Regions from separate parts of the Homo sapiens genome. Here all the other regions are linked to region 1. The links are chromatin loops, found by intact Hi-C in ENCODE. Cell type or tissue: endothelial cell of umbilical vein. All regions are shown on one strand.

Region 1 (5,000 bases):
TGCTTCTTAAAATACTGTAGTTAGACCTTCATTAAGTCAGCATTGTATAACTCTACACATTTATGATCAAAGGAAGATTAAAAAGCTAACTATAATAAATTTGCTAGAAAGAGAACTTAACGCATGTCAATGCTCTCATTCATTCTGAGTTGGAACAAAAAGCAGAATTCCTCCATGCTTTTCTTTGAACTTCATGTATTTATATGTGCATGCAATTAGCTGTTACATATTTATTTAATCAAACAGGAATTTCTGTTACTTAGTTTAATAGTAAAAGATGAAACACCTGAGACCACTATGTGGCCTTTGTTCTGTGTTTCTTCCTATACATAATGTCACTGGACACGAAAGAAACTTGGATTGAAGCATGCTGCATTTCATGTCTCCTAAATTGGTAACTGATCTTTATACAAAGGTTTATGAATTTTTTTTGTAAATTGATGTAGTTTCTATGCTTAGTTTATTTCATTATAAAAACACTTTAGGAACAAACATATTCAGTGTTTATCATCAGGAGACATTACATTCCCTTGTCAAATGAGTCATGCAAGTAAACTGCTTTAAGTAGCTTTGAAGAATGTGGTTCATATGAAACTTTGTACAGTCAGAACTCCTTCTATAACTCATTCGCCAAATAAATAAAAATTGTGTTTTCACCACAAAAATAAACCTTGGAATTTTGAAATGATCGGATTCCTCTATTTCAGCTCTATCAGTGTTTTCTCCTCTACAATAATACATTTCATAATAGGAAATTATAGCTTCATGCTACCATACTCATCCTTAGACATAAAATTATTATCTCTATTATGGTATTCAGGGATATAAAAAGGAGAGTCAAGTAGAGGAATGCTTAATTAATGAACATTCAGTTACTCTTTAAGTATTTCTTACATCATGCATATTATTTGCAGCGCTACATGGTTTGCTCCTAATTTTATTTGTGTACAAGAATCCTATTTGTTTTGACTTCACAATAAAAAAAAAACAAAACAGCATTTTATCCAATAGAAATCATGGCTCATGATACTATTTTCCATTACTAGATTTTAAAATATGTTTTAGAAAGCATCACAGATCCCATACATTTAAAAAGTGGTGAAAGTCTAGTTCAAACATAACTTTTAATTATTAAAAACCCCTAACATTCATTTATTTGAGACACTTTTACTAAACACCCACTATATGAAGAGCAGGTATTAATGAAACAGAAATTAATTCAATTCTGTCTTAATTCCTCATTTAACTTTAAATTAAAACATACTTGAAATGCATAAAAATAATTTCCAAAAGGATTTAAAAGACTGCAATTTAAAAGAATAGGGCAAGGACAATAATTAACAAGCTTTTGTTACATGGTAAAGTTTAATATTATACCACTATTTTAATATTCAACAGTTCATTAACTTGAAGATATATATTCATATTCCTCATCCATCAACTTGCTATACAGTAAAGACTATAAATAACCCAAAACCTTTTAAGTGGAAAAAATGCACAAATACATGTTCTTCCTCAATCTCCCAAAAATAGTTTGAAGAATGTAAAAAAATTTCTGATTTAGTAAAAAATTAATTCAAATAAGCTTCTATAACACTGTCAAGGTGCTGTATAAACCTAGGAGTAAATTTTGTAAGCCATTCTTGATTTTGCTGTTGTGGTTGTTAAGCTGAGTTTTCTTCCTTAACTGCTACCAAATACATAAACAGAAAGAGTCAAACGCTAGTGCTATTTGATGATCAAACAAACACACCAAAGAGGGCAAAAGTTTCAAGGGTAATTCTATTGTTCCTCTAATTGGAGTCACAGAAATACCTTGAGGAGGGTCCAAGGTGAGATGTAGAATGGCGGCACTAGTATTGTTTATATGTGCAATTTATCTTTTAGAGTGTATGGCACCAAAAATGGTTCCCCAGCACCATTTTAGCAAAGCTGCAAGTTCAAACATTTTAACATGCCTGAAAGAATGTGATTCATGCATAACCAACTTTTCCTGCATTTGAGTCATATGTATAAATAACATAAAATATAATTATAAAGTTTTTGATATCCATAATGTTATAAGTGTAAGAATTTAGATAGAATAATTATGTTTTATTTTAGAAATTCCTGTTTGTAAAACTGAAATAACTTTCTCACATGCATTTAAAAATAAAACCATGGCAAACACAATAGAAATGTAATTATAAATTCAAGAGTCTTGTTGCCCCTTTCAAAGTTTAAAGCTTATAAATACAAGACATTTTAAGAAGTAAACAGATGGTTGTTTCTGAAACTTAAGTATTTCATTTTTATGTAAGAACAACAAAAAAAAGTACATTAGAAATGATGTAAGAATTTTATAGAAAATCTTGTCACTGATATTGAACTTAGTCAAAAATAAAACCATACAATGATGAAAGCTGAATGATTCAGCTCAACTTATAATCAAGTTTTTATGGAATTCTTTCAACTTCATCTTGCAAAATGTCCTTGTGAAAATCAGAAAACAACAAACAAAAGAGGGTTCTTTATGTTTGATTGTAAAACTCCAATTACCATTTTAGTTGCTAGTTATAATGTATCATTTAAAAAACAAAACTTACTTGATCTGTCCCATAAGGCAGTATGTTCAGAGAAATGAAGGCTGTCATTTTCCAGAGCTGTTTTCTGATCATGTGCAGTACCTTTAGAGTGTCTATGAAATAACCGGCTAGCAAAACCTTCCAATTTCTGAAGAGCTGTAGTTGTACCTGTATACTGGTTACAAGGTGGTTCTCTATAAGCTGCCATTCATGTGCATTTACACTTTACTTAATGTAACTGCAAATGTTTCCAGAAGGAGCTCACAACTTCTTACACAGAAGCTAAGAGCTATGCATGTGTCAAACTTCCTGTTTGCAGGGTATTCAAACCACTACTGCTGTTCTGTTTCCTGTTAATATAAAACAGCACATTACTGAGCTTTTCTTAGCAAAACACTTTTCAGCTAGAGTTGAGGATTTTAAAAACTTGCAATATCTGCCTAAAAGGCTTTATGTTTGGGTGTTTTAATATTAATATATAGGCTAATGAGAGCATTAAATATAAAGCTTTATATATATAGTAGGCTAAACATTCTTTAAAAAGAAAACTAGTTAAACATGTATGACAAGTCTATGCAAACAACTGAAGGCCAAGCTGTCCTCCAAACACAACATGCTAAAGACAGGTTGTATTTTTTCTAGGAAATCAACTAATATACAGATTTTATGAATCCTTATAAGCAGCTAACTTTTCATAAAAAAAAACTAGTATGAAATGGGTATGAAAAAACTCTTGCAAAACAAATTTATAACACGTATAAATAAAACAATGTGAAATAGCACTTTAAAAAATTGAATGTTTCTAATTCATTGATTTAGGCCTAATACATACAGGAACTACATACACTTAGTATGTCAGTATTGCTTATCAAACTTATAATCTGCTGACATATGTCTATTACCAGGGGTACATTTTAAAACATTCTAAAATTTGAAAAGAACAAAATACAAGATTTAAATTATATAAAATCCACCATAGCAAGAAATTTCAATTGAGAGAAAAAAGTTCCTTCTAGTTGGCTGAGACATGTTAATTTTAAAACCTTACCACTGAAGACTACTACTTACCTAAACCCCTGATTTAGTGATCTCACTTAGAAACACCTCTCTATTTTTTTTTAAACGTTGTTTCACTCTGTCTCCCAGATTGGAGTGCAGTGGTGCGACCTCTGCTCACTGCGACCTCCGCTCCTAGGTTCAAGCGATTCTCGCCCCTCAGACATCCGAGTAGCTGGGATTATAGGCGCGCACCACCATGCCCGGCTAATTTTTGTATTTTCAGTAGAGATGGGGTTTCTCCATGTTGGCCAGGTCAGGAGTTGTCTCAAACTCCTGGCCTCAAGCGATACGCCCGCCTTGGCCTCCCAAAGTGCTGGGATTACAAGTGTGAGCCACCGCGCCTGGCCAAAACATCTCTTTTGATTAAAAGTAAGTAAAACTTGCCTTGTCAATTTTCAGGAAAGAAAGTAACCTGTGGCATTTAACAAAAATTTTGAGTACTTGTTTTTTTGACACTAAAGGATAAGAAATTTCCGTGGTTCTCTTTGGAAGCAGAGGGGAGGGGAGGGAAGGGAAGGAAAGGAAAGAAAGAAAAAGGTCTATCTAAAACAATCTATCTAAAAAAATCTTACTTCAGATTTACTGCCAACTGTTTGACAAACATAAAAAATAGAAACAATACTGATAAGTAAAATAAATAGGAACAATAATGTAATCAAATTAGGACTACATAAAAGGCCAATAAGAAAACACTGATTAGTGAATTTTGCCATTTAACAGTTCATTTGTGTATACTTTGTGTAATGGAATTCATATCAATCTAAACAAGTATGTAACAGTATCTATAAGATAAACTTAAATTTATAGCTTTATGTATAAATATTATGTGTGAATAACAGTTAACAAAACACTGACCAATGAATTTTGCCATGTAACAGCTCATTTCTGTATACTTTGTTTTGTGTAATAAAATTTTTATCAATCTAAACAAATATGCAACAGCATCTATATGACAAAATTCTTAAATTTGTAGCTTTATGTATAAATATTATGTGTGCATAACAATAATTTGTTTCTTAACATCTGGTAGTGCCTTACACAAAACAGACACTTATTAAATGTCTGTAGTCTTCAACAAATATCTACAGAGCATGGACTGATTCTGTAAGGGAAGAAGTGGATAAAATTACTGAATTCCCTTGATTTGCTCTACTGAAGGAAATTCTAATCATCTTCAAGGCTTAGTTCAAATGTCACCTCTTCAGTGAAGTCTGCCACATACTTCCTAGGAAAACAAACTTTGCTGCTTTGTTTTCACTGACCTCATAATATTATGTTAAAAGGTACTGTTTATGAATTTATATGACCCTAAATTGTGAGTTACTTGAATTCATAAATGAAATGCATGTATTACATACTCAATAAACATGTTAAAAG
Region 2 (5,000 bases), 240 kb before region 1:
AATTAGTATTGACAAGGATTTGTTTTATTAGTTGTACATCTATAGCACAAAACAGTGTGCACCTGTGTGGGATCCTCAGTCTTCTTTATCAAAAAGAGATGAAACTCCTGTACTGATCAGTAGTGGGATCACGCCTGTGAATAACCACTATGCTCCAGCCTGGGCAACATAGTGAGATCCTGTTTCTAAAAATGAAAAAAAGAAAGAGATAAACAAGGATGTCTCCCTACCACTTACTGATGGAACTGATTTGAAGTATCCTTTTTTTTTTTTTTTTTTGGTCAAATTGGCAGGTCAGATAATAATAAGAGCTAACATTTACTGACACCATGTGCAAGTCACTTTCAACCTCATGACAATTGTGGGAAACAGCTGCTGTCATTACCATATTTTACAGATCCAAAGGGGAGGGAACAAAAAAAATTAAGTAACTTGCCTAGGGCCATACAGCTAGCAGGTGGTGGAGGCAGAAATTAAACTCAGGCAATCAGACATTAGAGCCTTCACTTTTACAATACTGTTCCATTGCAGTTGTACACTGAAATGACCAAGTCTTCTCCCTCCTGCCGCCTCGTGGCTAGTTGTCAGACCGTGGCAAAGTCAGTTTGATCAAAGTGATCCTAACAATTTGGACACCAATTACACAGAGCAATGGTTCTTAAACTTTTATAAGTCATGAGGCCTTTTGGAATCTAATGAAATTCTACGAATGCTCTCCCCAGAAAGATTCACCTCTCCCCTCCCCTAAACAAATAAACTTTTAGTTACAACTTCATGGAGTACACAGTTCCAACCCAAATCCATCCACTGAGACTTCTGGAGGCTAAAAGACTCTAAGGTAAGAACCCCTAGACCTGTAGTGACATCTATATCACTTTCATTATGGCCTGAAAATAAGAGAACACTTACTATCTTATTGCAGAAGTGAAAATACATGAGTCATTTAAAATCCCTGAGAGCTCTCCCCAACATTACTTGCAGACAAGTAATCCCTTTACATTTTAAGACATGTGTAGAAAGGGGATTTTTCTTATGTAGAGCCAGGTAAAGATTTATTCCTGGCTGGGCATGGTGGCTCACGCCTATAATTCCAGCACTTTGGGAGGCCAAGGTGGGAGGATCGCTTGAGCCCAGGAGTTTGAGACCAGCCTAAGCAACATAGTGAAATCCCATCTCTAAAAAAAAACTACAAAAGTTAGCCAGATACGGTGGTGTACACCTGTAGTTCCAGCTTCTTGGGAGGCTGATGTGAGAGGATCACTCAAGTCCTGGAGGTTGAGGCTGCAGTGAGCTGTGATTATGCTACTGCACTCTGGCTTGGGTGACAGAGCAAGACCCTGAAAAAAAAGAAAGAAAGAAAGAAAGAAAAGAAAAAAGAAAGAAAGAAAGGGAAAGAAACAACAAAGAAACAAAGAGAAAGAATGAAATTATTCCTGCTAATATTTTTTCCAGAGTATTATTCTAAGAAATCGATTCACTTTTATAACTTCTCAAACCATACAAGCCTGAGGAAGGACAACCAAAGGGGTGAGTGTCAGTAATCATGAACATTTAAAGAAGGCCAATGTACCTGAGGGTAGGCAGGCAGAAGTAGGCCTTATCATAGCAGCAGCCCTTTGATTTGACCACTCCAGCTCTCGATTGGTGTGCATTCTAGGTATTTATCTCTGTCAGTAACTTTATCCTTTAATGCAAAATTTGACGAGTGATTATTATTTATCAATGATAATTATGGCTAATAAGTGCTGATTAATCGAGTGCTGATTATTGGTAAAACACTTTTCTAAGTTCTTTATATTTTTTCTCATCCTCACATCAATCCTCAGAGATGGACACTACTATTATTCCCATTTTATAGATGGAGAAATTTGCCTCTGTTCAGAGCTAATATGTGGCAGAACAAGGATTCCGCCTGGGCTGCCTGACTGCAGAGCCCAAAGCCTGTCCTTTCAGCCACCTGCCCACTCTCCAGAAGAGAGCACCCTTTGTATTTTACCGTATGAGATCTCTGCACCATTCCCTACATTCTACACAATGGGGCTCTGACACCTACTTCTGATTTATCTGATTAGAGAACTGGGGGAGAACAGCCTCGGTTATGGTCCAGGCCATTATCTGCTCTTTGGGTGCAGGGATGCTTTTGGGTGTCCCATGCCAGGCTTGTTCCACCTGCTCCAGGATCAGATGATTGGTTCCCTTCATACAGACTCATTGCCAGTAAACTTGATTACTCAAACTTTGCTCAAGGGCCAACTCTGCTTAGTCCAGTCAGGGTCCTGCAAAGGAGCGCCGACCTGTCCCGCACATGTCTTGCATGATCTCCAGTCTGGGATGGCTGTGCTGCACTGGAAGGCTGTCTTATTAGCCATATGAACACTTTGTGCTGCCTTACCGACTCTATACTCAATTCTGCCCTTCCTCGGCTTTTTGTTCTTTGGTCAGCTGTGCCTGTGATCTCCAGGCTGTGGTGATCATTGGGCATAAATTCCTTGCCCCACTTTCCCCGGAAAAGGACTTCCTAATTGGGGTCTGAGCTGAAGTGGCTCTTCCTGTATTGAAATCCTTTGTGTGTTTTCATTAACTATGCTGTGTCATCACACAAGCAGTGGAGGTGGTGGTGGCACCATCCATTCATTCATGACACATTTATTAAGCACCTACTTATGTTCCAGGCATTGTGCTGAGTGCTGAGGTTGCCATGGTGACCAAGATCAAACTTGTTCCTGCTTTCATAGTTTACTGTTTTTGAATGAATCAGACACATAAAGAGGCAGGTGCAATACAATTTGATAAATATTCTGATAAGGCAATAACAAATATTTTGAGAGCACCTAAAAGGGGCAGCTATTCCAGACTTGAAGGGCTGGGGTGGACCCTGGGAGAAGTGGCATCTGAGACCTGAAGGGTATCTAGAAGAAGCTAGGCAGGCAAAGAGGTTGGTAGTTGGGTAGTAAGGAGGAGAAAGTGTTCAAGAAAGACGGAATAGCAAATCCAAAGGCCAACACACAGAAAAAGCATGTAACACCTGGGCAGCCGTGATTAGATCAGCATAGCTAAAGCAGAGTTTGCAATGACGTGTGGCCAGATATTATGCTGGTGAGCTGAACAGGAATGGGGATAAGAAGGGTGGCTATCATTTAATCTTTCTATGTACCATGTAGGTACCACTTGTCTTCATAGGCTAAACTACTGTTTCTTGAATATATAGGGGCAGGGATGAAGCTAAGGAGTAACATTTGTCGAGTCCTGGTACATGTTGGGGATGATGGATGATCTCAGAGACCTTTCATTCCAGACTCCAGCCCATACCACTCAAGGGCCCCAACCCAGCCAAATGCCTTCCTCCTTCAGGTAGAGTCCCTTGTGGCTCAATATACACCAGAGTCTTCCACCTGTTACTGCTCCCAGTGCTGTTCACTCTGAAAACTGGCGCCCTTAATCACAGTCCCCTCTGCTACCTCTGCTGCTGCTGCTTCCACAGCCAGGCCTGGCCTCTATTGCTGGGATTAACCTCAGTGTACCACTAGCTGCTGGGAACTAAGCCAGGCCTTTGACATTCACCAGCAGCCCTACAAGGTAGAGGTGCTTCTTTCCATTTGCACAAATGGGGAAACTGAGGCTCAGAAACATTAAATTACTTGTTGCAAGCCACAAAGCTTTAAGTGGCAGGGTTGAATTTGAACTTCGTTTAATCCCAAAGCCACTACCACACAACAGTTTCTCTTTCCCCGACAGTCTTGTAGTTCTTACTGAGATCCCTTGAGTCTGCTCCTTTGGTTTTCTTATTGACCCTTTTCTTCAGCATGAGTCCCCAAATGTTGGGCCAGAGGCTTTTCAGAGGCCTCTCCAAGAGTTTTCCTTAACCTCTCACAAGAAAGAACTGAATTCAGATATCTCAACCCCCGAGGGCATGTTCAATGACCAACAATAGCCTGCCCTGCCCAGCTCTATCTCCAAGATTGGAGGCAGCCTCCCACCCCCTACTTTAAGAACAGCAGTACTTTCTGACTTTGGCTAGTATTCTTAAATTCCCCTCAGAGGGTCTGGTGATTTTTTATTCAAATAGATATTTAGGCAGCCCTTAGTACACCTGAACATCCTAAGTGTGATTTGCAGATGAGGTTCCTTCTTTGTCTCCTACCCAGACTCTCACTGCATGCTGTTTTTCATTTACTTTTATTTTTGTCACCTTCTTTCATTATCATTTTAATGTTCAATTTCTGTGCTAAATAAAATAAGGTTTTTCTGTTCTTCTGCTCCCTCCTGCCTCTTTCCTCAAACACCAGTAAAGCCCAGGGACAAATCTTATGGATTCTACCAGTGGAGATGAATGTGTTCACTAGCCAAGGCTCCAGCTTCAGACAAGGGTAGTAATGAATCAATCACTAGGCTTTTATTAAGTGTCTCTTCACTAAAAGCATAGCTCTTCCTGCAGCCAGACAGCCTTGGCTCTGCACTCCTGAAGGTAATCTGGACCCTGTCACTAATTACTGTTCTTCCCGGCAGCAAGTAGAAAAGGCAATTTTCAAATTGTTTCTATTGATCACAGGGCATTTTCTCCAGAATGTCACTCTCTATAAAAAGGGCATGCAATTATTTCCAGGTAACATAGTGAAGATATTTTATAGAAGAAAAGCAGTTCACCTACTGGCCATTCTACAATTTAGAGTCAATAGACTTGAGTGCAAATCCTGGCTCTGTCCTTTACTAGCCGTATGAACTAGGGCAAATCACTTAATATCTTTGAAACTCACCTCCTCCCTCCATAAATGGGAATATTAATTCCCATTTTACACTGGGATTATAAAGATTTTACAGTGCTATTACAAGGATTAGGTTAGTGGGGATTAAATAAAACAGTACAGTTTTGACCCAGGAGGTCCTATTAATGTATTTATTATTATTATCAAAAAAGCCCTGTACCTGTCAGTCTTCAGAACAATCTGATATATTTTCATTTGCTGCATGGGATTCTCTTTTTCCTATACAAGTTCTCATTC
Region 3 (5,000 bases), 160 kb before region 1:
ACTATATGTGTGTGTGTGGGGGCGGGGGATGTATACACATTCATTTATATAAAATTCTAGAAGAAGCAAACTAATTTATAATGACAGCATAACAGTGGTTGCCAGGGGATATGGGGGCAGAAAAGGACAGGAGGGAGAGATTACAAAAGGTCGTAAGGAAATTTTGGAAGTGATGGAAATATTTGTCATCTTAATTGTGGCAGTAGTTTCAAGAGGGGATAAAAATATCAAAACTTACTTTACACACATGCAATTTATTATGCAAGGATTATACTTCAGTAAAGCTGCTAATTTTAAAACTAATTACAATTAAGTAAAATTAAAAGTTCAGTTTCTTACTTAAACTAGTCACATTTCATATTCTTCGTAGCCACATGTGGCTAGTGGCTACCATTTTAGACAGCACAAATACAGAACATTTCCATCATTGTTGAAAGTACTGTTGGATAACACTGATCTAACTCACACATAAAACAGCATCTGTTTCTTTCATTTCTCCTCCACCTACCTACCCCAAACTTTAGGGATGGTAATCAGCATGGCAGTATGGCACTGATATATAAATTACCCGAGAACTTTAAAAAACAGATTTTATTAAGTTAGTTTTAATGTAACTTTGCTGTGAAGCAAAATATACCTTCTATTCATAAACATATAGCACACTGTTTCCTCATTTAGATATCACAGCTTCTATGGATTATATTTAATTAGTTTCCTCCAAAGCTCAAGTTGACGGCAATTTTAAACTAAATGATATGGAAAGAAATGAAACAGATAACTCCCTCTTGGAACTCACTTTCTCCTTGTAATCAAAGTACTTATTGCTTTGCTATAACTCCTAAGTGAGAATATACATTTTTCATATACTCATAAATATCAAAATATTATGTTACATGTGCAATTGAATTTTCCCATTTAAAATAATCAAATATATAACTCTTACATGACACATATAAACACAAGTTTCAAATGTGAGAACAGACTTTAAAATAAACACCATGTATGCACAGAAATGTTTCACATTCATTAAACAGTTCATAAAATTAGGACGGAGGAGTTGTTAAACTATATTCTTACTGAAGCTTTTTCCCTTCCTGCACTATAGCTCTTAGTTTTCAGAGTTAGAGGTGATTGTATTTCAAAAAAAAAATTTGAACTCTATTTTCTGCCCCCATTCTGTGTTGTCTATGGAAGAGTCTCTGCTTGGAGTTTTTGTTTCAATATACAGAATGCAGGGCTGAAATCCTCAACCATCCTTGTTCCAAAGCCTGATACACAAACCTTTCATATATATTTTGATGTCTGAGTCATCTCTGTCTTAGAAATGCAATACAGAAAAAGGTAACTGGGGTAGGGGGGAGAAGGGAGGCTGCTGGCCAGTGTAGACAAACCAAGGCGACCCCCAAACTGTGTATTGTAGTAGATAAGCAAGAAGTACGAAAATAGAAACTAAGTCCCTCTGTTGTTTGCAGAAGCAGAACTCAGAAGCCAGCTTCACTTACTTTTTTACACCGACAGAGCCATTTTCCTTGTTTTCCATGTCAACAGATAGCATGGGAAGGCTGCAGGGTTCCTTTACTTCAGCAACTAATCAATAAGGGAGAAAAGCTTGTGTTTAATTCTTAGAAAGTGAGAGAAGAATATATATTCTGAATCGGAAACATAATGGTCCCTTTTACAGCTTCACACCAGTTCACGTATGTTTGTTTAAATCTCCAGTTCCCTCGGCGATTGGAGAGATGTGATTAAACCTAAAGAACTGGAGGAGACGGATTGGGGTGCTTTCATCTGTACTGGCACTCCCTGCCTTGACAATAAGCATTTGCAAATGAAATTGAATCCTCGTTGAAAACAAGTGCTGTGTGAACTGGCACAGCTTCTTCTGGGTGCCTAGCTCTCACTTAAGACACTGCAACTCATAAATGAGTCAAAGTAGAGAAAAACAATCCCCCTTTTCCTGCCCCCCTCCCATTATGGGCTTTGATTTGTTTTTTCTTATTGTGTTTGGTTTTTTTTTTGTCCACTCCCCCTTGCTCCTAGATTTTTTCATTGCAATGCAGAAGGACACTTAAAGCTTTTGTCAGCAAGTATTCCCCTACCTCACATTCTCAACGAAAGCCTCAAAAACCCGTCTGTGAGATGGCCATGCTGTGGTAAAGCAGGAAGCTCACAAAAAATGCCAGATAGCCCTTAGCACAGAAAGGTGGTGCTGGTGTGTGTGTGTGTGTGTGTGTGTGTGTGTGTGTGTATGTGTAAGAAAGAGTAGGTAACTCATTAGATTTATGAAAAATCATCAAAACATTTAAGGAGATATTGTAGCATCCATCACTCTGTCTTTTTGTTTAGTAGGATGAGGGCTGTGGAAAATTAAAAGCCTTCCACAATTAATATGCAATTAGCAAAATGAAAAAGCTACGAACAAAACTGCTTTAAGAAAAAAAAAAAAAAAAAAGGAAGAAACAGTCCCGAAACGTGTTTGCTCTTATTCAGCTGAAGCCATAAATTAAATACATTTCCACTCAAATCACTTTATACTTCGGCACTCCTTCTCTAGGGATTACTCTGACATGGCAAGTGCATCATTTAGTATATTCGCAAGATTTTATCACTGTTAGAGAAGTAGATGATTAACAAATAACACTGTAAGTGTGGGATAATTTTCACTCCTGAAACACACACATACACACAAACTTCCAGCTGCAAACCACTTAGATCATTGATAGAGAAATCCAACATTTAATATATATATATAGATATTAGCATACATTCACACACCGTTAGAGAGTAGACAGGAAGATAGTGCTGCTGCTCCATGCTAACAGAATATGATTTCACTTCAGTTGGAAACTGTTACACATTCACCATTTTCTAAGCATCTCAGAAAACAAAACAAAACACTCACAATGATACTCTGCAACACCACACTACATTGTCTTATTATTATTACTATTATTTTCTTTTCTGTGGAAGAGTAAAAAGAAAACCTACCTATAAGCAACTAAAAAATATCATTTTTTATAGGCTTATCAAGAACAGCCAAAGAAACCCCAATGTTTTCTTTCACAAAGTAGGCTGGCAAAGGAATTCAATAAGGAGGTACAATTTGACACAGTGAAATAAAACCAGGCTGGCTCTCAGCCAACATGACGTTAGGAATCACACACAAGCTGCACCAACTGCCTTCTGGTTCATGGCTGACTTTTTAAAGCTACAGTGTGCCTGTTCACTTTTGCTAACTACCTTCAGCACAATTAGTGCAAGAAATGAGTAAGGAGTCCAAAACCTGCAGAATTCTCCCTGCACCTGTCTTGTACAAAGAAAAACAAGCTGTCTCAATAGCTTCTTATTTTCTCCCTCCCCTTCATTGTTGCTGCATGATAGGTCTTAGCTGTTGTTCTGAGCATGAATGTCATGTTTCAAACTATTTCCTTTTCTCCCCAGAGGGAAAAATAAGAGTGAGAAGCCAGTGCTTATGGGCTATAACCAGAGAACACTCGGAAGCTGCAGTCCCATGTTACTCTTTTTTTCCTAATAGAGATTCATGGACAAAGTTCCCAGGGCTGGCTTTTAAGTAATCTCTTTGTGAGAATAAGGAAAGCACTGCCCAGCAGCAAATCCTTTTACTTCATTATGCAGGAAGTAACATATTTCGGAAAGGATGCAAAATAGATGACCAGATCTCCTGAAAACGCCCACATTCTTTTATTTTGGCATTTATCCTGCCAAATGAAGCCAGCAAAAATTCAAACTGAAACAAACAAAACCTTATTCTACAAAACGAAAACAATTAGTTCTGGGAGGTTTAATTTTAACTGTTTATCCCAGTTGGACAAAAAGCATAATTCAAGAAATTTAACCAACACTTACAATCTATGAGTACCCGGTACTATATTAGTTACATATGAATAGAAAGACATTATGCCCACCCCAAAATTCATAGTCTCTCCCGCCATCATCCTAAATACCAAATCAGAAAACTGGGAGGTGGAGCAGAGAGGCTGGGCAAGATCTTTTGTTTAAGTTACCCTGGTCATTCTCACAGTTCCCTTGCTTGGCTTAAACCACTTTTCCAGGAGAATAATCTCATCCCATTAATGTTCTGCACATACACAGAAAACATACATGGTTGCCTCTTCATTGAAATAAACATCAATCAACATTTGGACACTTTTAGGTCAAGATGGTCAACAAAACCACTCAAGACAGGGCACAGAACACAGGTTCCCCAGAAAGATCCTGGAAAAAGTTATCACTTGCTGTAATATCCTGTAGAATTCAGGTAGAATCTGAGGAAAAAGCTGCCTGCTTCCCTTTTTAAAAATAATCTTTTAGGACATTAGGAGATTACCTTTGATCTAAATTTGGAACCTGAATTTCAAGGTCAAAAAATTTGTTCTTTACTTATTCCAGGAATTATATTAGAAATTTTTGACTTCCTTGAAGATCAGTGCCAAGAAAGATTTCAAATATTTGCCATTGCTCCCTTGAAAAGGCAAACAATAGTAATCTAGGAACCAATTAAATATTTTTGAGCAGTATTTTTTGAGCATGGGTCAGGCATGTGGATCTTTCACCAGTGCTGATCTCAAAATGATGGACTTTTATGTAGATAAAGAGCTCTTTCACTAACAGATTCCTTAACGCTTTTGGACTTGATCTGAAATTCCTGAACTATTCTCCCAGTAAATCCAAATTGGAAGCGAGTTGGACTGGGAGTTCTGTGTCTTGGGGAGCTGGGGTTGTCCTGACAGTGCTGCTCAGAACAAAAGCATGTTCAGCTCTCCACTCTTGACGGGGAAAAGGCAAAGAAACTGTAGTTACACCCAGCTCTTCCTTAGACACAGCCACAGGAGAAAGGATTCTGTGAAGTTTTTCCAAGCATCTCTTCCTGCATATACAAAGGGACATCCCCTCCCATCTGGCCTGCTGTGATCAAAAGTTTGCCTGTTACACAAGAGTAAAGTTTCAGAAAGTGTTGTAGGAAGTTAATCCCGTTTTAT
Region 4 (5,000 bases), 220 kb before region 1:
ATTTTCACTTTCTTCCATCATTCCTACCTTTTGATTAACTAGTCAATTCAGTGGCATAAAATACACACAGGAAAACATGAAAGAGTATTTATGTTTCTAATTGCAATCACAGTTAGAGAATTTTAAATTAATGCTTGGCCTTCCAGGTTGTTATGAAGGGTATATTTGTCAAGTTAGAAGAGTAGAACATATTTCACTTAAAAAAATTTTGGCTTGATTAATAGAACTTTAAAGTTTTTATACCTTTGGTATGTGGGTCTCCAATTATACTCTTACTGCAGGGCCTATAAATGTTAGATACAGGCCTGGAAAGGAAGGAGTGGAATGAGGAGGAATTTAGAAGGTTGACTGACCAGTACCTGGAGGCCAGTTGGATGTTGAAGAGGTCTCCCAGGTTTCTGACCCGAGGAGCCCTTTCTTTTCAGAGAAACAGATTTTGTACACTGAGGGGAGAAGAGCAGACCCACCATCTAATCACAGAACTAGCAGGAGAGAACAGTGTCGGGCAGTGGAGGAACATCAGAGGGTGTCTCCAAGTCAGAGAGAGAACCTGAGTAATGGGTGCGAGGTTAGGGGAGGTGAGGGTAGCTGGAGTGACGGAGATGGAGGCTCGCAGCTCCTAATGTGATGCATACCACTGTGGTTTCCAGATAGAAGATATGGAAATCAGCCTGCCAAACATTCACTACTTCAACATAGACATGTCCAAAATGGGTCTGATCAACAAGGAAGAGGTAAGAGGTAAGAGAACTTTAAATATATTTAAAGCACATCTCTGTCCCACCCCCTTTTGCCCCTTTATGAGCCTGGGATGATAATGTCACTGAATAAAACTCTTAAGCAACTGTTGCTTTGGGGAATATTTATAGTTGCCAGTGATTACAGCCCTCTTCAATTCTGGGCCTTTCAATGCCTGAGGTTGGAGTGCCTTCGAAGTGGATGAGTGATTATAGAAGGTTGGAAGTCCAAGAGAGAAAGACAGAGAAGGAACAGAGTGTGCCCAAGGAAACAGCTTTGAGATCTGCTTCTCTGAAAGTGCCATGCAAGGACACAGCTTCATTATTCTTCCATCATGAGGCAATGAGGAGAAAAAAAGATTCTATTTTCACTTTCTTCCATCATTCCTACCTTTTGATTAACTAGTCAATTCAGTGGCATAAAATACACACAGGAAAACATGGAAGAGTATTTATGTTTCTAATTGCAATTACAGAGGTAAGATGTGGAAATTAATTTTTTGAAAACAACCCTTTGTCTTGGAGAAACACTTCTCCTGTTTTTTTGTTTTTTTGTTTTTTTTTTTTAAGCCATGGCAGAATGTTAAACCACTCAGTGTGTCTGACTAGACAGCCTGAAGTACTGACTGGTGGGTTGGTGTGGTCAGTTCTTGGGAGATCAGAACCATTCTTCCCTCTTGGACCACATTCAAAATAAGATTTCTCAATTTGCTCCAGCTCCCCACACATTCCTATTAACTAGAAAACATTGTTTCGAGTAACTTCTTTTAGTATGTGTTGGGGAGTAAGATAGGGAAGGAGCCATCTATTAGCATGGCTCTGCTCCCATAGACTCATATCCTTTGGCGGATAAGGGATAATGAAGGGGTTAAAGGTCCCACATTCTGCACCTGATGGCCCAGAAGCCTCACAATCCTTCGGGCCAGGTACCTCCTTTCTGTTTTGCAAGTAATGTGAGTGGCCTCTAGCAGGCTTTGACCACCATCAGCTGCAGGTGGAGGCTCGGGAGTCGCATCTGGAAACAAAGGTCATGCTTAGGTGCCTGGCAAAGGTGATCTAGATTCTGAAAACCTCCAGGGATTCAGTTCCAGTTCTCTGGGAAGCAGAGCTGCCCTTACCTTGGTCCCACATGCTGTACATCCAGCCACAAGGAGAGGCAGCAGTATTTACTTTAGAGGAAGGAAAGGACATGGCTACCAGAATGCCATTAATTAGAATCTGAAGCCTTTTTAAAGCCTTCTAACGGGCAGGAGAGCGACCTGAAAGTAATCCTGGCCAAGTCCACCAGAGGCAAAACAAATGGACCCTACATAGAAAAAAGGATCAGGTGTCATGGCTCAAGCAGTGCTTAGCTCAGGACCCCAGGCAGAGAGAGGAGGGCTCCTGAGGGCCCCCGACACCTCAGGTCTGCACTAATCCCAGCATGCTGGGGGGCTGCGCCCACAGGGTTCTTCCCTCTAGGAAGTCAGACTTGCAGCTCCCTCATGGAGCCCAGCTGGGGACTTGGAGTCAGGAAGGCCTAAGTTCCTTTGGGTCAGGGCTCTACATAAAGGCACCTGAGTGGCTGAACAAGCTGTCCTTGCGTCTGTACTTTGAGGATGTCTGGAGCCACTCTTGGACTCTCACCCAGCAGATGTGTACAAAGTGAACATAACACATGAGAAACAGGAAGTTGGACACATTAACACTAGCAGAGAAGTGACAAATGACAGGGTGGGAGGGTGGAAGAACTCTAAAAGCACCGCTATCTGGAGCCATTTAGAATTGAGTGAACAGCCCTGCAGACCTCAGACACTTCTGAGGCCATGGTGATCTTACAGCATTGGACAATGACTCATGGATGAGGTGAGTCACCAAGGAAAGGTCAATTGTGTTCAATACACTGCATTTACAAAGCAGGGATATGGAATGCATCTTAGAAACATTTATATCTCAATGATTAACATTTTTCAAAAGCTTTTAAATTTTCTAGGAAATTGACTCATCTCTCAACTATTGCCAGAATAATAAGGCATTACCATGCTTGAAGTAACTTTAGTGGAGGACATACACATTTTCCTGTTTAGTAAGTTGTTGTTTTTGTTTTTAATATTGAGTCATAGAAAGGAGGAGAGGGCTATTTTAATGTCCTTTAAATTACCATGTGGTTTTTCTACAGGTCTTGCTGCCATTAGACAATCCATATGGAAAAATTACTGGTACAGTCAAGAGGAAGTTGTCTTCAAGACTGTGACATTGTGGCCACCAATAGGAGTCCACTCTCAGCTGAGGAATTCCTTAAGTCATTTGTGATGCTGGAGATGATAGCATGTAGCCATGCAAAATTTCACACTAGTATATTGATTTATAGTGTTCACTTTCCTCCAATATGAAACAGTTTATTTCTTCTACACCTAGCTCAGCAAGGCATTCTGTGGATTACCTTATTAGTAATTATAACAGGCTTTATGGCTATAATTTACTTTAAAAATGCTGAGCAGTATTAGAACAGTTATAAATCAATATTTCTTTTTGGTTATCTTATGCCTTCCTATCTTGGAGAAGCTTTAGAATCAATTCATTAAGAAAATAATCATGAATTAATGAGTGTGTCACATCAATTAATTTGTGCACAGGTTTAAGAAACAAATATTGTTTTCATCCTACTGATGCTTCTAAGTAATGCAGAAAATGAAATAAAATTATATTGAAAAATATCACCATTGTTACTTCATTTGACTGAATATTTGATTTTAAGAATGCTCTAGCATATGTATCATTGATTATTTATTTCCACTCTGATAGTACTTCTGTGATCTTAATGTTTGATTTTAAACTTTTTCAATCCTTAGAGAATATTTAGTACATATGAGGGTACTGAAAAAGAGTAGAAATTTTCTTTGAATAATGCATCCCTTATGTGCACAAAACGTCACATTTAATAAATGTTAAGCCAATATACAGATGGGTGGATGTACATTTAGAAAGAAGACTAGAGAGTATAGATGTGAAAATATCAGCAATGACAATTTCTGGATGATGAGATTATGAGTGATTTTCATTTTTCACCATGTACTTTTCTGAATCTTCCAAATATGAACAATTATTCCTTTTATAGCCAGAGAAACAAATATAGTTGATGATTTAAAGATGTTTACAGATTTGAGGGCTGATTATATCAATTGACTAACACTACCATTGTATACATGTAATAAAGCTTCACAAATTACAGCTTTAGAAACCCATGATGAAAACTTGTCCACGTTAACATTCTGGGTAACCTTTTCCATTTTAAAAAATCTTCATTTAAAAAATAAAATCAAATCTCCATTTTTAAGAATTGCTTTCATATGAGCCCTTAGTATTATTTGTTAATACGGCTTCATTCACCTTTATGATACTGCTACTTAAGGTTGCATGGTATAGTGGTTAATTGCACACTCATTTAAATCCTGGCTCCACCTCTCAGTAAATATAAGACAAGTTTCTTCATCTGTAAAATGGAGGTGAAAAGAGAACCTACCTTATAGGTCTTTTGAGGATTAAATGGGTTAATGCTTGTAAAGTGCTATGGTAGTATTTGGCCTGACACAGAAATTTCAATATACGTGTGTGTTGAATGTAATAAATGTCCTGTCTTCTTTTCGTTTGTTATTAGGCCCACATAGAAAAGCTGTCATTGGCCTCCGGGTCAGGCAAGAGATGGGAGGTGTTCAGAGCAGCAAACCCTACAAGATGTTGGAGGCCATTCACAAGCAAGCGCCTGCTTGGAAAATAACGTGGGATAAGAACAATGAAATAATTTGATGAGGAAAGTGTTGTGCTACATTGAATACTCACGTCACAAAATGTGCTTCTACATTATGTAACTTACATGGTCAAATGACTGGTACATTTTATTCCTGTGCTAATTTGTCAATTCTGTTCCAAGAGGAAAGAGTCTAACATGACTTTTCAAAAACAAAACAAGACAAAACAAAACAAAAACCCCGACTTAATTAGGCCTTTCTTACTTGATGTTCTCTTATTCTTGTAAGTTTTAGAAACACTGTATTTGCTTCAGAGAAGAAACCCATGTTAGAGCAGAATCCTTAGAAATTGTGGCCCATTTATACATATGTGCATTTTGCTTCTCCTTAGCTCTTAGCACATTTACTGCAATAGATTGCAAATGAGCTATTGGATGTTATATCCCAGGTATGTGGCAGGAAAGCCTGTAGTATGTGAAATTTTCAAGGACAAAGTTCCTGTTTTGTGAAGGATGTTTCCTTCTTAGAATTGTGA
Region 5 (5,000 bases), 460 kb before region 1:
AGTTTGACAGAGCTGAGCTTTAGATTTTGAGACCCTATACTCCCTTTTAGCTAAGAAATTGAGAAGAGTCTTAGTGCCTTCCTGAGACATCCTTGAATGGGGCACAGAGGAGAGTGTCATTTACATACTGCAAAGTTTCAACTTGAGAGTGAGAAAAACTAGAAAGATTTTTAGACATGGCCTGTTTCAGCAACTTCCTTTTGATATCAGGGGCTGCCTGAGTGATGAACCTGTTTTTTGTTGAATTGGAAGACAGGGAGGTGTGTTTTATTAAAGCTTCTCTCAGCCTTTCCAAAAAGGTAGGGAGATTTTTATCTGGTTTCTGATTCAATAAGGACAGTTTAGAGTAATTAAGAGGTTTGGTCCTAGTCCTTCTTAGGCCCTCTGATATGCACATTAAAAAGTATTTCCTTTTCCATTCATCTATGGGGTCACAGGGATTCCAGTCAGGATTGTCAAGAGGTATAGCCTCTCTCCCTATTGAGATTGTTTTTTTCTGTTATTTCCTCACCTTCCTTATCTCCCCTTTTCCTTTTTGGTCACTATAGGGAACATGTTGTTCATCTCCGAACTTTTCTGCTGCTTGCAGAGCTGTCTGCTTTTCAGCTGCAGTGAGGGTTTGGCTGAGAAACAACAGCACAACATCCCTCCATGTGAGGTAAAACACTTAAGTTAAATTTTGGAAGGCCTCTATATATCTATTAGGGTTATCAAGAAATCAGCCCATTTATCTGCCTAAGGTCCTGCAATGAGAAGGGAATAAGTACCTTAATGGTGCCCCTTCCATCTGGCATTTCTTGTAGGGGTAGGAGTGAAGTCTGGGCAGTGGGGAGCTTTGGAGATGGTGGAGCTGGAGGAGCTGATGGTGCAGCTGGAGGGGGCCCTGGACAAAGGGGACTGGAAGGACTGGGGCACTTAGAAGCTGCCTCTAATGGTTCCTCCAAAACTTGCTCTTCTGACTTAGGGGAACTACTCTCCACAGACCTGTCTGATATGATTGCTAAGAGGGCTGAGTTGGTTTTGCAATGCTTGCAAAGGTCTGGGTTGTCTCGCAGGGCAAAGGAAGCCTGCACATAGAGAACCTTGGACCATTTGCTCTTCCATCTACAGAAGAGATCTAATTGCTGGATAAGATTAAAGTTAAGGTTCCCTTTAGCTGGCCAGGTCTGTTCATTCCTGAGAGGGTAAGAAGGCCACACCCTTGTGCAACAGAAAATGAGCCACTTTTTCTTCAGAGTTTGGGTGTCAAAGGAGTTCAAAATGTACTCCAGCAGAGTGCAAGCCAAAATGACTTGCTACCCATCCTGGAAAAGAGACAAGAGGAGAGGCATCCCTCAGTCTCCTTGTTCTTTTTGGTGTGACCCAGGGTGGAGGGGATGACAGTGGGAGTGTCCCCCTGACTGTTCTCTCTCCTTGGTCCCTGGGTCCCAGCACAGTGTGTGCCTCCCCATGGTTGCAGGTGTGACCTTCAAACCATGGTCCCAGAGGAGCTAAGTAATGGGGATAGTCACGCTTACCCATGTGACCTTAGTCCTTTGCCTGATAATTGCCCTTTGACCTCTCAGACTTGTGTGATCTGTGTGACTCCTTGATGAATGGGTATCAGGAGAGATTATGTAACAGTTGCATTTAAGCAAGGCCCCTTAATGGAGGGAGTGTACTGGGCTGAGCTTTATACTCTGCTATTATGGACCAGACTAGAGAATTTATGTTTAGATGGTGGTTCCAGTTAACTTCCAAACATAAAATCCCCTTTCTATTTAGACGAAATACTAGTTGCAAGCAGAATAGGTGTCTCAAGAGAATGTAAGGGTCAAATGGCAGCCTTTCTGCTAATGGAGAGAGTATTGAGACAAAAATTTGGTTTTGGAGGACATTTTTTTCCTCACTGCTGAAAGCAGAGTTCTCCCACTCTCAGAGGTACATAAGGTTTGATCTCTTTTAGAGGGATGTAAAAGGGAGAAAAAGTGGAAAGCTAGAGGCTTTTGGCAAAGGGCAGACGAGGTTGCCGATGGAAAGGATTCCTATTCCACTAGGTGACGCTGCAAGCTTTGAAATACCAGGCAGTAACTTGGCCTCCGTATGGACAGAGAGGGAAGTCTGACATGTGGCAGGCCATTCCTACAGCATGCCTCCTAGCAGGAGAAAGTTAATTCGCCTCATAGAGGGACTATGCAGTCCGGCTGGGTAGTGCTGGTTCTTCACATGGGAAAAGAAACAGCCTAGGTGGAGAGAGGGATGTTCATTGGTGGGGAGATAACCTTCTACCCAACCCCAGGAAGTGCTATCATTAGGAGTTAAATAGTCTTTCAGATCTGGATCACGAAATCCCCCTGTCGGTAGAAAGTCACAAAAACAGCAATCCCCTTGACCTGCATTTCTGGTTGCCAAGGTGGTTGCTAAGCCTGCCTAACTGAATTATTTCTCTGGGCTATAAAAATTCCCGCAGCATTGTGTACAGAGAGGGGATGGGAGACATGGTGACCTCGGAAAGGAAAGGAGGAAAATAAGATTTGCAATAGGAAAGCTTGGCAATCTTGTGGCCGACACCCAGTCAGGCAGTCGGAGGCTGGTGTCAGTCCAGGAGCCTTTGGACAACACCAGGGTGTAGCCCTGGCCAGAAATCCTCAGTTGCCCCAGGACCTATTCCAGCCCCATGTGATGGCAAAGTGAAAGGAAACTGGTTTGGACAGAGCCAACGTTCCCAGCACCCTGAGGGCACTGGAGGATTGACTAAGTCCTCCCCAGCAAGCTTCACATCTGAGTCTTTAAGATTAGCGGCTAGCCCTTGTGACTCATTAATTAGCTGACAGATGCCCGATTTTTTTATAGTTCTTTGAGAGAATAAAAACTGGGGACGAGAAGCCTCGGAAATGAAAGTAGAGAGTCCACTCCTTTACTCACTCTTCCAATGATTTCACCTTCAAATCCTGGACGGGCCCCCCAAATGAAGTAGCCTCATTGTCTGGGGTAAATACCAAGGTTGTTGGTCTCATGGCCAAGGAAATTGAAGTCGCAGACACACATACACAGAGTGAGACTGGAGCAGGAGTTTAATAGGCAAAAGGAAAGAACAGCTCTCTGTCACAGAGAGGGATCCTGAGTGGGTTGCCAAGTTGTAGTAAAAATGTCAGGGTTTTTATAAATGGGCTAGTGAGGAGGGGGTGTCTTATCTTACTGAGGCCCAAAGATTTAGTTGGAACCAGGTGTGCTATGTGCATAGAGTAGAGTTTTCTATCAGCTCTCACCTCACTCCTTGATCATGTAGACAGACTCTTAGTCTGCGCTGCTTTGTGCTGCTTTGTTTTGCTTATCTGGGAGGGAGAATTTCTGTGTCTGTTCCCAGACATCTTCCTGCAGCTGCTGGCATCTCCCCCCAGTCCACTTTTAGCTTCCCTATCTTAGTGTGCCTAAAAGGAAAGGAATGTGCTTATTAAGGCCCACTGTTTTTACTGGGGTCCATTGTATAAGTGTGAAGTTTGGTGATTACCTAGGAGACTCCCCATCTCCTGAGCCTGAGTTGTTTATCTGTGTTTTTACAGCCTGATCTTTCGGGCTGTTCTTTGTTAGAAGTGATTTCTTTGAACTGCATGAGGTTAGAAAGGGAGCTATTTCTGAGCTACTTTTTGTTAGAAGGAAAGTCTTCTGCTGGGACTCACTTTACCCTAACTGTCTACCTAAATAATTTCTTTCTATCTCATATAACACCACCACTTTGGGAGACAGAGGCAGGAGGATCACTTGAGGCCAGGAGTTTGAGATCAGCCTGGGCAGCAAAGTGAGACCCCTTCTCTGCAAATAATTTAAAGATTAGCCAGGTGTGGTGGCACCTGTGGTCCTACCTGCTTGGGAAACTGAGACAAGAGGATTACTTGAGCTCAGGAGGTCGAGGCTGCAGTGAACCATGATCATGCAATGCACTCTAGCCTGGGCTACAGAGTGAGACCCTGCCTCAAAAAGCAAAAAAACAGAAAAACAAAAAAAAGCATAGACCCTGGAGGAAAACTGTGTGTGTGAATCTTGGCTCTACTATGTACACCAAGGGGCAACTTGGGTACATTCTATAACTTCTCTATGCCTTAATTTCCATCTCTTGTTAATTGAGGATAATCAAACCTACAGAATTGTTGGGAAGATTAAATGACACAGTCCCTGCGAAGCATTAGCACAGAACCTATCACACAGATAGAACTCAATCAGTGCCAGCTTTTCTAATTGTGGTAGTTGTTGATCGTTTGCACACTCTTCACTTTCCCTTTTCTTCCCTCCCCTCTCTGCACTTTGCTTTTCAGTAACATGTCAACGCAACAAACATTTTCTGAGCCCCAGCACTGTGCCAGGACAAATATGGTCACTACCTTGGGGAGCTTGCTGTCTTTTGAGGAAGCAGACACATAAACCATGAGGACAACAAAGCATGGCCTATGAATGATAGACATTTTCACTCGTTTCCGTGGATGCAAGGGTGACAGTAGCAGTCACCATAATCAGGAAAGAAAGAGCTGAACAGGAAAGGAATTATAGAGGGAATAATCCTTGATTTAACTTTTAAAAAACAGGAATGGAAGGGAGAAAAGACTTTTGGTCAGAGAGAACAGCATGCGCAAAGGCATGGAGATGTCATACAGTGGAGCGTAGGGAAGAGCCAGTAGTTCAGCAGAACCTGCCCAGTGGTTCTCAAACTTGAGCCTGCACCTGAAGGCCCTGGAAGCCTTGTTAAGAAGCAGATTGCTGGATCCCTCCTCCAGAGTGTCTGATTCATTAAATCTAAAGTAGGGCCTGAAACTTTGCATTTTAAACAAGTTCTCAGGTGATACTCATGTTGCTAGTCCAGGGACCATACTCTGAAACCACTGGGAGGCCAGAGCATAGTGGGTAGGATTGGTTAGAGGAAAATGGTGAGAAACAGAACTGGGCTTCACATGCTAGCTCACCGGTGTAGACTTTGTAATTTAAAAACAATGGGCTGGGCACGGTGGCTCACACCCCTAATCCCAGCA

The links. Hi-C counts contacts between places; a loop is a spot of excess contacts. Peaks named below come from ENCODE experiments on the same cell type or tissue, not always from the same donor. Only the 100,000 strongest peaks of a DNase experiment are listed, where the experiment ranks them.
Region 2: a loop joins it to region 1, with 8 times the contacts of the local background. A loop is called at or near these places in 8 of 110 quality-filtered maps.
Region 3: a loop joins it to region 1, with 8 times the contacts of the local background. A loop is called at or near these places in 25 of 110 quality-filtered maps.
Region 4: a loop joins it to region 1, with 10 times the contacts of the local background. A loop is called at or near these places in 6 of 110 quality-filtered maps.
Region 5: it touches region 1 in a loop (11-fold over the local background); 30 of 110 quality-filtered maps call a loop at or near these places.

The regions. Positions count from the first base shown.
Region 1 is chr1:84,142,134-84,147,133 of GRCh38, reverse strand. PRKACB (protein kinase cAMP-activated catalytic subunit beta) reads right to left here and starts at 2,863. Exons shown (of 10, transcript NM_182948.4): 1 at 2,586-2,863. The coding sequence starts at 2,772. RefSeq lists a silencer at 2,795-2,844. In endothelial cell of umbilical vein, no CTCF peak of the experiment used is centred here; DNase peaks (open chromatin) are centred at 533, 1,803 and 2,773; H3K4me3 peaks cover 2,486 bases; H3K27ac peaks cover 3,775 bases.
Region 2 is chr1:84,384,964-84,389,963 of GRCh38, reverse strand. No RefSeq gene overlaps it. Among named protein-coding and RNA genes, the nearest start is that of DNASE2B, 11 kb to the left of the region's middle. RefSeq lists an enhancer at 595-774. In endothelial cell of umbilical vein, no CTCF peak of the experiment used is centred here; no DNase peak of the experiment used is centred here.
Region 3 is chr1:84,299,790-84,304,789 of GRCh38, reverse strand. It overlaps SAMD13 (sterile alpha motif domain containing 13), which reads right to left and starts at 3,082. Exons shown (of 4, transcript NM_001134663.2): 1 at 2,989-3,082; 2 at 1,503-1,587. The coding sequence starts at 1,555. In endothelial cell of umbilical vein, no CTCF peak of the experiment used is centred here; DNase peaks (open chromatin) are centred at 1,979, 3,159 and 4,899; H3K4me3 peaks cover 1,389 bases; H3K27ac peaks cover 4,094 bases.
Region 4 is chr1:84,363,391-84,368,390 of GRCh38, reverse strand. It overlaps the pseudogene UOX. Among named protein-coding and RNA genes, the nearest start is that of DNASE2B, 33 kb to the left of the region's middle. RefSeq lists an enhancer at 2,033-3,232. In endothelial cell of umbilical vein, no CTCF peak of the experiment used is centred here; a DNase peak (open chromatin) is centred at 2,600; H3K27ac peaks cover 2,745 bases.
Region 5 is chr1:84,601,799-84,606,798 of GRCh38, reverse strand. The region is part of intron 2 of LINC01461 (long intergenic non-protein coding RNA 1461); the gene reads left to right. Among named protein-coding and RNA genes, the nearest start is that of LINC01461, 17 kb to the left of the region's middle. In endothelial cell of umbilical vein, a CTCF peak has its summit at 2,019 (motif pointing right); DNase peaks (open chromatin) are centred at 2,108, 2,538 and 3,418; H3K4me3 peaks cover 779 bases; H3K27ac peaks cover 2,485 bases.